2 separate regions of the Mus musculus genome follow, and region 1 is linked to region 2. Evidence: chromatin contacts called from ENCODE Hi-C or POLR2A ChIA-PET data. All regions are on one chromosome and are shown on one strand. Each heading gives the region's core, a stretch centred on a gene start or an enhancer-like site at or near the end of the contact. The rest is flanking DNA. Distances are from core to core; before and after follow the strand shown. Region 1 holds the start of Npnt (nephronectin). Region 2 overlaps Gm29811 (predicted gene, 29811).

Region 1 (4,846 bases), core at 2,081-4,580, 79 kb before region 2:
TAGTTGCCACAGAAACTGTGAGTCTGGCCTGAAAACGTCTGTCTCTTTGAATTCCTTAAAACAATGAAGGCTCAAGCCTTCTAAAAGGTGCCAGTTGGAAGAGATCTGCGAGTGAAGAGAGTTCCCAACCTCTTCGCATCCCTCAGTCTTCACTGAACCCATGCTCTAACCTCTTCGCATCTGACTCTCTTCACTGGACGACACCTTGCTCCTTCAGGGGACTATAAACTCTCTTGGGGCAGCCTTGATCTTGTCTCCAGCTGAAATCCTGGTACCTAGAGATGACCATTTGTAGACTCTATGATGAATATTCGTTGGGATAAAAGAACTAAATAATGAAGCACTTGTCATTTCTGGAGGTTGAAAGTTAGACATTTGATTCTCATTTGTCATTTCTACCACGGTGCCACCAATGGCAGATATTTTTTTTTTGTATGTGTGAAACTTGGGATTACTCCTGGTAAGGTGTTATGTATCAGGAAACCTAACCAACCATTTGTCCTACAGGTTAAGTGCGGCTATTGCTAAAAGCAGGATATTTGATCTCGTTCCTGCTGATGTGTTTTAAGGCTGAAATGAAAGAGTGGGGCAGAGGATGCAGCTCAATGGTTAGAGGGCTCGCCTAGCATGCACGGAACCTTGGATTTAATCTCCAACACAGAACGAACAAGAGTGATCAAGTTGGTGAAGCCGTCTGGGAATCCCATGGCTTTTTTTCCCTTTCATTGAGAGACCAAATCTTTTGGGTTCAGACTCCATCTTAGAAAACCGGACCTCAAGGTTGAACTCAAGTTAACTAACAGGCTGGTTAGCACCAGTTTCCAGGCTACCCCCCAACAAGACCTGTGTCTAACACCAGTTTCTAGGTTATTCCCCATCAAGTTGCACCTCCAGGTTACAGGCCTGCCCCTGGCACTTCACTTCCTAACAACCACCAATCAGGAGGAAAGCAGAAGTTAAGTTTATGGTTTGGCTCCTAGCACCAGCCAATTACGTTAAAGGCCATAATGCCACCCAATCAGATGTGTACCAGGCTAGATACCTGCTTCTTGCCTCTATATGGGCTGGAGGCTCCCTCCTGTTCTCCTGCATCAGAGACAGTGGTGTGGCCCAAGCTCGAGCTTGAGTAAAGAGATCCTAGTGAGATTGCATTGGAATCAGCCCCTTGGTGATCTTTTGGGGGTTCATGATGTTTTCTGGCACAACACAATCACTAGTGTTCATTAGTTATAACACAATGGCCTGATACACCATGGGAATCCTTTATCGTCTCCTCAAGCCATGATACAAGAGACTGATACAATATCCACTTCCTCCAGGCAGGAGCGAGTGTGCAACAGACAGTGTGCCTGTCCATTCAACCTATTTAAGCCTTGTGCCAGCCAGTGGGCCGAGCACCCAGGATGTACTGACACGAGAGGAATTACCTTTGGCTTCTTGTTGGCTAGAAAGACCTAATGTGGCAGAGAGGCAATGACAACATAATTTGCCAAGAGCTGCTCTTGGAGACATATAATATTATAGAAGTCCATATAATAGAAGACAAGCCAAAAAATTATATAAGCATGGATCCAAAAAGTATAAGTGGAGATTGTTCAAGTGAAGGAATGTGGAAGTTTTCTGGGCCAAAAAAAAAACAAAACAAAACAAAAAAAAAAACCCTACCTATGTCAGAGAAGTGTGCAGTCACTGTCTTATTTCCACCTATCACTCTTCTCCCCTCTTCTGAAGTTATTCTCTAGCCTGCAGGTTAACCCAACCATCCACTGTGCCAATGGAGCTCTTTCAGGAACCGAACAGGAGCCAATAAGCAATGCATGCCACCAAGGAGTGGGGTCGGGAAGCAAGCCTACATTACACTGACAAACATTTGACTTTTCTGCAGAAAAAAATATTATGCCTCTTAGACTATTTTGGACTTTGTTAGAAGCATCTGAAATGGATGACACCAAGCTGTTTGCCTCAAACAGTGTCCCAAGCCTGAACCGGCAAGGATAATTTTCTGAGATTAAAATAGAAACTTCTTTTGCTAACAGAAGCAACTTGGAAATCAAAGAACTATTATTTTTCCTTTTCTTGCAGAAAAGTCCTGTTTTTACACATACTGATAAATCAGGATAGTGTAACCAAACTGGCACAGAACTTTTCGTTAACAATTTGAAGTAGCAGAAACCTTAAAATGATGCGAACGGAGTGACAGTTGAATGTACGGTAGCAAATACTTTCGATTAACATTTATGAGCACCTACTATGTGCCAGGCAATGTTGTAGGCACTAAACAAAGATAGCTCTTCTTGGAGAGTTTACATTACAACAGAAAGAAGACATAGATAAACAAATTATGCTGTAAGAGAAAAGATCAGTACAATGGGGGGGGGAAGGCAAAGTATGGCTGGACGTGACACCAGAGGGGAAGATAAGAATTTTAAACAGCATTCATATTTGGCTTTTAGGGTGACTTTTAGGCAAGGAAGTGAGATTCAGCTATACACACAACCTCTTCAATGCATGCCTAGAGGGTGCCAGGCCAGGAGATCATGGACTGAAGAGAGAGAGGACAGGACAGCCAGCCATTGGGGGTATGGCCTAAGGACGGGAATGATTTAAGTTTGAACGTATATTTATGAAAATCATTTCTTTTCAGTCCTTTGGTGCAATGCTTTTTATGATAGCTCAGTAACTACTTCAAATGGTTCTAAAGAGGTCCCCTCAAGACCAGCTACACCACAAGCTAAGTGGTAACTAACTCCCCTTCCTCTGGGGTGGAGCACTTGCCCTACCCACGGGGGTGCACCAAGTGGAGCTTCAGGACACAGACAGTTTTCCAAGGTTCTTCTCTTTCTCCTGAGCCCAGAGTTCTTCTTCAAAATTCGACCTGAGAGCCGAACCCCCCCCACCACACTCCCCACCCCCGTTAAAAGGTGCAGGGATATTCCAGCTCTGTAGGAGAAGCAATCTGGGTCTGCCTGCCTTCATCAGTCCAGGAACCCCTCCGGTAGGTGCAGAAAAGTTGGGTTCTCCCCTATAGACCACCTGTGTGTGTATGTGGGGGGGCATCTGTCTACCCCCACAGAACGCGTACTTCCACTTCCAACCCCACTGTCGCCCCAGCCTCTGGCGGCTGGGCTCACTTTTTCAGGCAGGTCACCCGACAAGCCCTCTCCCTAGCTCTGCTCCCAACTTTTCTCGCAGCCCGGGGGCAAGCGCCACCCGTGGCCGAGGCTGCCTGCGCGCCGCATCCCCGCCCCTGAGCCGCCCCTGCCCCTGGGGCCCGGGGAGGGGCGAGCCCCGGCGCGCGCCCAGGGCACCAGGGCGGCGGGGCAGGGAGGGCGGCGGGCTGCGCGGCGCGTCCCTCCCGCCTCGCCCCTCCCCGCGGGCGGCGCGGCTCCCGCCGCAGCGCCTCCCCTCGCCAGGAGGGAGCCGGAGGGGCTCTGCCAGCCCGCCGCAGACCTGCCCGGCTGCGCGCTGCGCTCTGTGCGTCCCAGCAGCCGCGGGTGCCGCGCCGAAGGCGGCCGGGAGATCCCGGGACGCGCAGCTCCCCGCAACCTTCAGCGTCCCCGCGTCCCGGTCCTCCGGCATGGCTGTGCTCCTAGCGGCGGTGCTCGCGTCCTCGCTCTACCTGCAGGTGGCTGCCGACTTCGACGGGAGGTGAGGCGGGTCTCGGGTGCCCTCCCCTTTCCCTCAGGGACCTCGAGTGGAGCAGCCTGGCTCCGGGCTCAGGAGAAAGAGAGGCTCGTGCCCCGTGTGCGGTGAGAGCGGGCAGGAGCAGGGACACAGGTGACGCGTGGAGCGTCCCTACAGCCAGTGATCAGGATGGACTGTGTCCCGAGGGGAAACTTGCAGGTGACCCGGCGATTCGACAAAGGGTGGCGGCGAGGACCGTACTTGGAACAAATGGCACCCGAGGGCTCTCGGTTTGTGGTTCGGAGGGGGGACGGTGTACACAAGCTTAACATGAGTACTGAGAGGAGGCGCTCGGGGTGCGTGTGTGTGTGTGTGTGTGTGTGTGTGTGTGTGTGTAGCACGCGGCACCGCTCAGACCTGGCGGGCCTGACTGTTGCTTGCTCTGACAGGTCCCAACAACCTCCGGCAGGGTCTCTGCTGTCACTCAGCGTGTCCCCCCAAGGCAGCGCACCGCGCGATCTCCCCGGAGATCCCGGGCTCAGTCCCCACTGAAGGCCTCAGCTGGACAGGTTTCCCGCTGGCTCACACCACCACTCACCCCTGTCCCCATCCCTCAGAGCTTGTCCCAGGGCTGCCTTGAAGATGCCGCACCTGTTTTACCTGCAATCTTGGAACGAATCAATTCCAGGATTGATTGGCTTTCCTGTCCCTGGAGGGGACCAGAGGAAAAGCCTCGGAGCGCGGAAGAAAAAGGCACCCGCTCCCGGTTCACCACCTGGTCGGAGGAAATAGAAGTTGGGGTTGTTTTGTACTTTGAGCCTGAGGGTAAAGCGAAGATGAATTGAAGAGATAAAGAGTTTAAAGAAGAGTGGAAAGCAGCCAGAGGCTAAGCCTTTTATTTTCCAAAAGCAATTCTTTGCCCACATTTGGATTTGTGGTGCATTACTTTGGGGCACACATATTTACAAAGAAACACACACACACACACACACACACACAGCCTAGGTGTCCATTTACAAAGAAACACACACACACACACACACACACACACACACACACACACACACACACACAGCCTAGGTGTCCAGAAAGTCTGGTAGGTGTGAATCTAAACAGGCTAACAGTCACAGGTGTAAGTGTGATCTGATGCATAAATCTGCATCCTAAACTTGGAGTCTCTCTGGGTACACTTTACATCGGAGAGGGAAATAATGTGGATTGC
Region 2 (4,889 bases), core at 423-2,922:
ACCAGGGTCAATCTAGTTATATTTAAAACTCAAAAGTACGTGAATAGTGAAGACGCAGTTCTTGGTTTATATTCCGTGAAGCTCTTTGCTGCTTTCGTAAACAGAGGCAGTGATTTCTTTCAAAGTTACCGTCTGAGCAGAGCTTCTAGAAGGTTTTGAGTAATCATTTGTTGTTTAGAAATGGCAGCCTCTCTTACTTCTTCCTCTGCAGACCGAGTGTGTTTTGGTTCCAGCGCATGTGTTTGTCCATTTAAGAAACCCGACGAGACAGTGAGCACTTAGTTCTCTAAATTGTCCTTCGCTCTGTTTAATGTTTCCTGAAGCATGTTTGTGGTGCTGTGTGTGTGTGAGTGAGTGTGTGTGTGTGTGTGTGTGTGTGTGTGTGTAAGCCGGGGGACAATCTCAGGTATCCTTCTACAAGAACTGTCCACCTTGCTTTTAGAAGTAGGGTTTCTCACGGGCCTGGAACTCTCCAAGTAGCTAGGATGGCTGGTCTGCTTCCTGGCACTGGCATTATAAGCATATGTCACCATGTTTGGAAACATAGTACTTCCTGCCATCCTTACATTATCCCCAAATCTTCTCTTCTTAACGATTTTCTCCCCACTCTAAAAGATTTTTAAATTTTTTCCTTTTATAACAAATGAGCTTTTTTAAAAAATTAAATTGATTTTTTTTAATTTTATGTTCATTTGTGTTTTGCTTGTATGTCTGTATGAGGGTGTCTTGAAACAGGAGTTACAGACAGCTGTGAGCATCCATGCACATGGTTGCTAGGAATTGAACCCTGATCCTCTGGAAGAGCAGCTGGTGATCTTAACCACTGAACCATCTTTCTAGTCCCTCTAGCCTTTCTCATTTGCCTCTAGGTTCTTTCTTTTCATATAAGTTCTCCTTACATGTGTAGAAATGGAAGTTTTTAGGTGGAGTTCAAACTGGTAATTCCCTTTGCCTGGGCTCCCATCGACCTGCGAATTTAGCAAGTTCTATCTTTTCTAGGGATCTGGCTACATTCCCTGCTTGCCTTTTCTCTGCCCCTATAAGGATAGACTGGTGAATACTAATGTTTCTGCCCGTACTCGTGGCCCATGATTCCCTGTCAAGCAAGACTGATGGAGCCTCTTCTCCCAGGCCTCCCTGAAGTCTCCACATGGTTCAGTTGTTTTCCAAACTCCTAAGGCCCCAGTAAAGACTGCCCAGAGAAGAGGACAGTCTTGGTGTCTAGAATTGCTTAGCAGTTCTGGTCAAGAATATCTCTGAGGAGGAAGCCATTGTGGTCACAAATGCAAGCAGCATTCTTAAATCCCTGGTGGAACTGATGTGTTAGGCTCTGCTGTGGTCTTTTTCAGTTTACTCTTTATTCAGAGGAGAGGAGATGCAATTCACTAAGATCCCCGATTGCCCAATAGTGCTGTTCTGCCTGGTCCTACGGTCTCCTGTCTCTCACAGTGGACCTGGTGTAATGGAGGAGGAGTTTTGTAGCAGCACTAGTGACTTCATAGGACCTGGTCAGGAAGGCAGACAAAAAAGCCGGATGTCCTGTGAAAAGAGGGCACTCGGGATGTGGGCCACCAAACCAAGGTTAGTTCTTCCTGCTTCCAGCCAAATTGCAGAAACCCAGGCCAAAGGAGCTCTGGGCAGGAAGCCAGGCCTGGGTCACCTACTAACACCGTGGCTGGTGAGTACCCAGGGCACAGAAACTGAACCGAGGTTGACATTTTCAGTGACTCACACAGATGGAAAGGGTGAGCTGGCAGTGACCTGAGAGAATCTGAGCTGACTCATCGGTGGTTGCTGTGGGCTCCGGGGTCTTGGAGGAGGCTCCAGGGAGAGAATCTATCTCTGTGAGTGAAATCAAGAGTCACTGCTCTGACAAAAAGACTCCCTTGAGGTGACCGCATTCTGCACTGGAACTCAAAGACTCCACTAAAGGGAAAGGCGTGGCCTGCTTGATGAGGAGAGAAGTGTAGACAGTGGACTTCATATTGGGCCTGACATCCCTACAGAGTCTGAAACACCCCATGCCATCCAAATCGAGGATTCATCCGAGTGCCCCAGCAACCTCTTGTTCCACTCAGATGTGGGCTGGGCTCAGTCCATTTAAGATTTGGGGGCATACAGAGGGGTCGGCCAGCAAGTGTTCATTGTTCCTCCCAGGCAATGGGAGCAAGCAGGAGGCTTCAACGATGCCTCTATCGACTCTCAACAATGGTAGAATCCCTGGCCATAGCAAAGCCAACACCATAAGAACTGCAAATGAATCAGACCTCCATTTGGGTTGTCTGCAGGCCCCGTGCCTTCTCTTGTAGGGGCCCTGTCTGGGAAGTTAAGTTACAGGACTTTAAACCTCTAGAGTTTCATTCTCATCACATCACGTACCTAGTAGATCAGAATCCCAAGCATCCTTATCGGCCTTTGCAGCCCAGGAATTCAAAGCTATAGTACCTGGCCACTGATGTGCCTTCTTTCTGTTTAGATTCGTACTTACTGTAATCTACAGGGTTTAATGCAGATCAGTTTGAGGAGTAATGTGTTCTTAGCACAGAACTAGAAAGTCTTTCCTCTTATTATTAACATTGTGCTCGTCGGAGGTTTAGATTGTCTAGTGTTAACATATTGGTAGTGAATACATGTGTATATATCCAAACATTTACATTCCAGTTCCAGACTCAAAGCACATAGCTCTTCAAATGACTGACACCAGGAGGCAGAGATCATGTATGTGATGGCTAGAGCTTACCTGACCAGACCACGGGACAATGGATATTAACCCCTAAGGCTAGACTATGCATAAATCACAGTTGTATAAGGAGCAAGGTGAATGGACCATTCTGCCATCACCCACCGAGCTACCCTCAGTCCAGTAAGGCTTTGGAGATTCTCCAGGGCAGAAAGCGGAATGTGAACAGAAACAACCTTACATGGCACATTCGTGGAAAAGAAGCCTATTTAGGGAACAGATACCAGACAAAGAAATCCATTGGTGGTCATGAGACCATGACTACCGACCTTTGAAGTAAGAGAACCTTGGAATAAATAGCTGTGAGTCAAAAGGCATGGGGAATCCAAACCCCGTCTAGGTTTATGCAGCTCAGATTCCTAAAGAGCATAAACCTTTGCCATCTAAACTAGATAGATTATTAATTAGCCAATCGGGCAAGGCATGCTGTTTTTCTTTTTCTTCTTTCTTTTTTCTTTTTTTTCTTTTTCTTTTTTTAAAGAGTTAGATATTGCTTGAGCTTAAACCTAGGAAGGATGGCATGGCACAGAGCAAGTGTCCCTACCACTTGCTGAGAGTCAGAACAAAATATGAAAAGGAAGCTGGCACAGACACTGTGACTAATTATAATCCCTCCTGGAGAACCCACAGAGCCACTCTGCTGACCCATAGTGTTTCTTTGAAACTTCTCATTGTAGGAAGAAAGGTTATTTTCCTTATCTTTTACACAAAGAACGGAGACCTAAAGAGTTCAGCTGAAACCACACTGGTTGGTAAAGACAGGTTGGGTCTGCGTCCACTCTTGCAGAAGCACAGTGGCCACAGTTGGGGGTGAGGGAGGCCTGTAGACAGGGATTCTCCTGCTCTCCTAAGAGTCTTGCCTGCTGGAATCCTGCAATGGAAGGAAGCATTGACATCCATGAGACCAGCAGCTCATCACCCATCTTTCAAAGCAACCTCTGGACCCCTCAACTAGCTGACTTTTAATGCGTCAACACTATGTACTTTTTATTTTATTAGAAATTTCACGTTTTAAAAGAGATTATCATTTCCAAACCAAAATTTCCAAACAGAGCAATGAAGATGGCTCTAACATCTCATGTCATCAGCCACTAGCCTGATGTGCCAATAATAAAATGTTTTTCATTAACCTTAGCCCCGTGGGATGGGAAATACTATTTATTACCTTTAGTCTTCTACATGGAAAGAATGGCTCTGAAGTTGTATTGCAGGATGCGGGACTATATTACAAACAGAGGTTAAATTCAACGCAGAGGCTCTACAGCCCTGGCACAGTGAAGGACTGTGTGTAGGTGGCAGGTACATTCATAGCTGGGAGAGAAGCAGCCCTGGAGTCCAGGGTGACTTCTCCTAGTCATTGTTTGTAAGTTTCCTAACTTTGCTCTGCACAAAGGCTTCTGACTTTGACACTTTAGAAATAGGGGCTATTTAGGAAGCAGGAAACCTTTCCATAGATACCATCAGCTTTCTCCTGCCAGCCCTGGATCATGGCCAGCTAACCTCCGGGAAACAGCAGAACTGCAAGGCCATGTGTAAGGGGAGTTAGCCATGTGGAAGTGGGCTAGCCTTTTGGTCTTCCCTATATATTAGCAATAAGGGTTACCATGATTAGCTTAGAGAAAAGAAAAACAGAGGCCATAGAGGATAAGGTAGGTTTCCTAAGCTCGCTGAGTTAGTAAGGTGTTAACATTGTAACATAGTAAGATGTTAACATTGCCTAGAGAGAATGAGAGGGTGACTCCCGTCTCAAACTCTGCTGCAGTTACTACAACCCTTTCCTCTAGAGACCTTGTCTCGCCTCTCAATAAACCTGCAAGCAGATAGCACGGGTATTTCACTGTCCTCTGCAGAAGGTCCCACTGAAGGGACAGAACTTGGAGGCTGCACCATCACATCAAGCCTCTCTTAGAGACTTTCTTCCCTTTGCTTTGCCTTATACCAGCCAGTCAGGTTTGAGTTCTGAGCCCATTTTCCTTCCCTGTAAGACTGAGCCTCAGCTTCTATGCTGAATTCCTCTTTGCCACTGGAATATCGGCGAGCCCCATGCTTTGCACATACTAAGGCTCAGCTGATGTCTTTTGAATGAATAGCCCGAACACACTTTGCAAAATAAAAAGGCAATCATTTAATTAACTCAGTGCGGCTGTGA

What was found. Hi-C counts contacts between places; a loop is a spot of excess contacts on that map. ChIA-PET counts read pairs that join two places held with the same protein, here RNA polymerase II (POLR2A).
Region 1: POLR2A ChIA-PET joins it to region 2 with 36 read pairs in Patski. The contact joins the promoter of Npnt here to the enhancer-like site in region 2. A Hi-C loop is called at or near these places in 1 of 37 maps with a recorded cell type or tissue (Patski). POLR2A ChIA-PET finds 5 or more read pairs at or near these places in 1 of 5 experiments (Patski).

What each region holds. Positions count from the first base shown.
Region 1 is chr3:132,948,775-132,953,620 of GRCm38, reverse strand. It overlaps Npnt (nephronectin), which reads left to right and starts at 3,330. Exons shown (of 14, transcript NM_001287101.1): 1 at 3,330-3,648. The coding sequence starts at 3,578.
Region 2 is chr3:132,868,359-132,873,247 of GRCm38, reverse strand. All of the region lies in intron 1 of Gm29811 (predicted gene, 29811), which reads left to right. Among named protein-coding and RNA genes, the nearest start is that of Gm29811, 7.8 kb to the left of the region's middle. Within about 2 kb of position 1,672, at least 1 of the 3 ENCODE cell types and tissues checked has a DNase peak (open chromatin) inside an H3K27ac peak, as active enhancers do.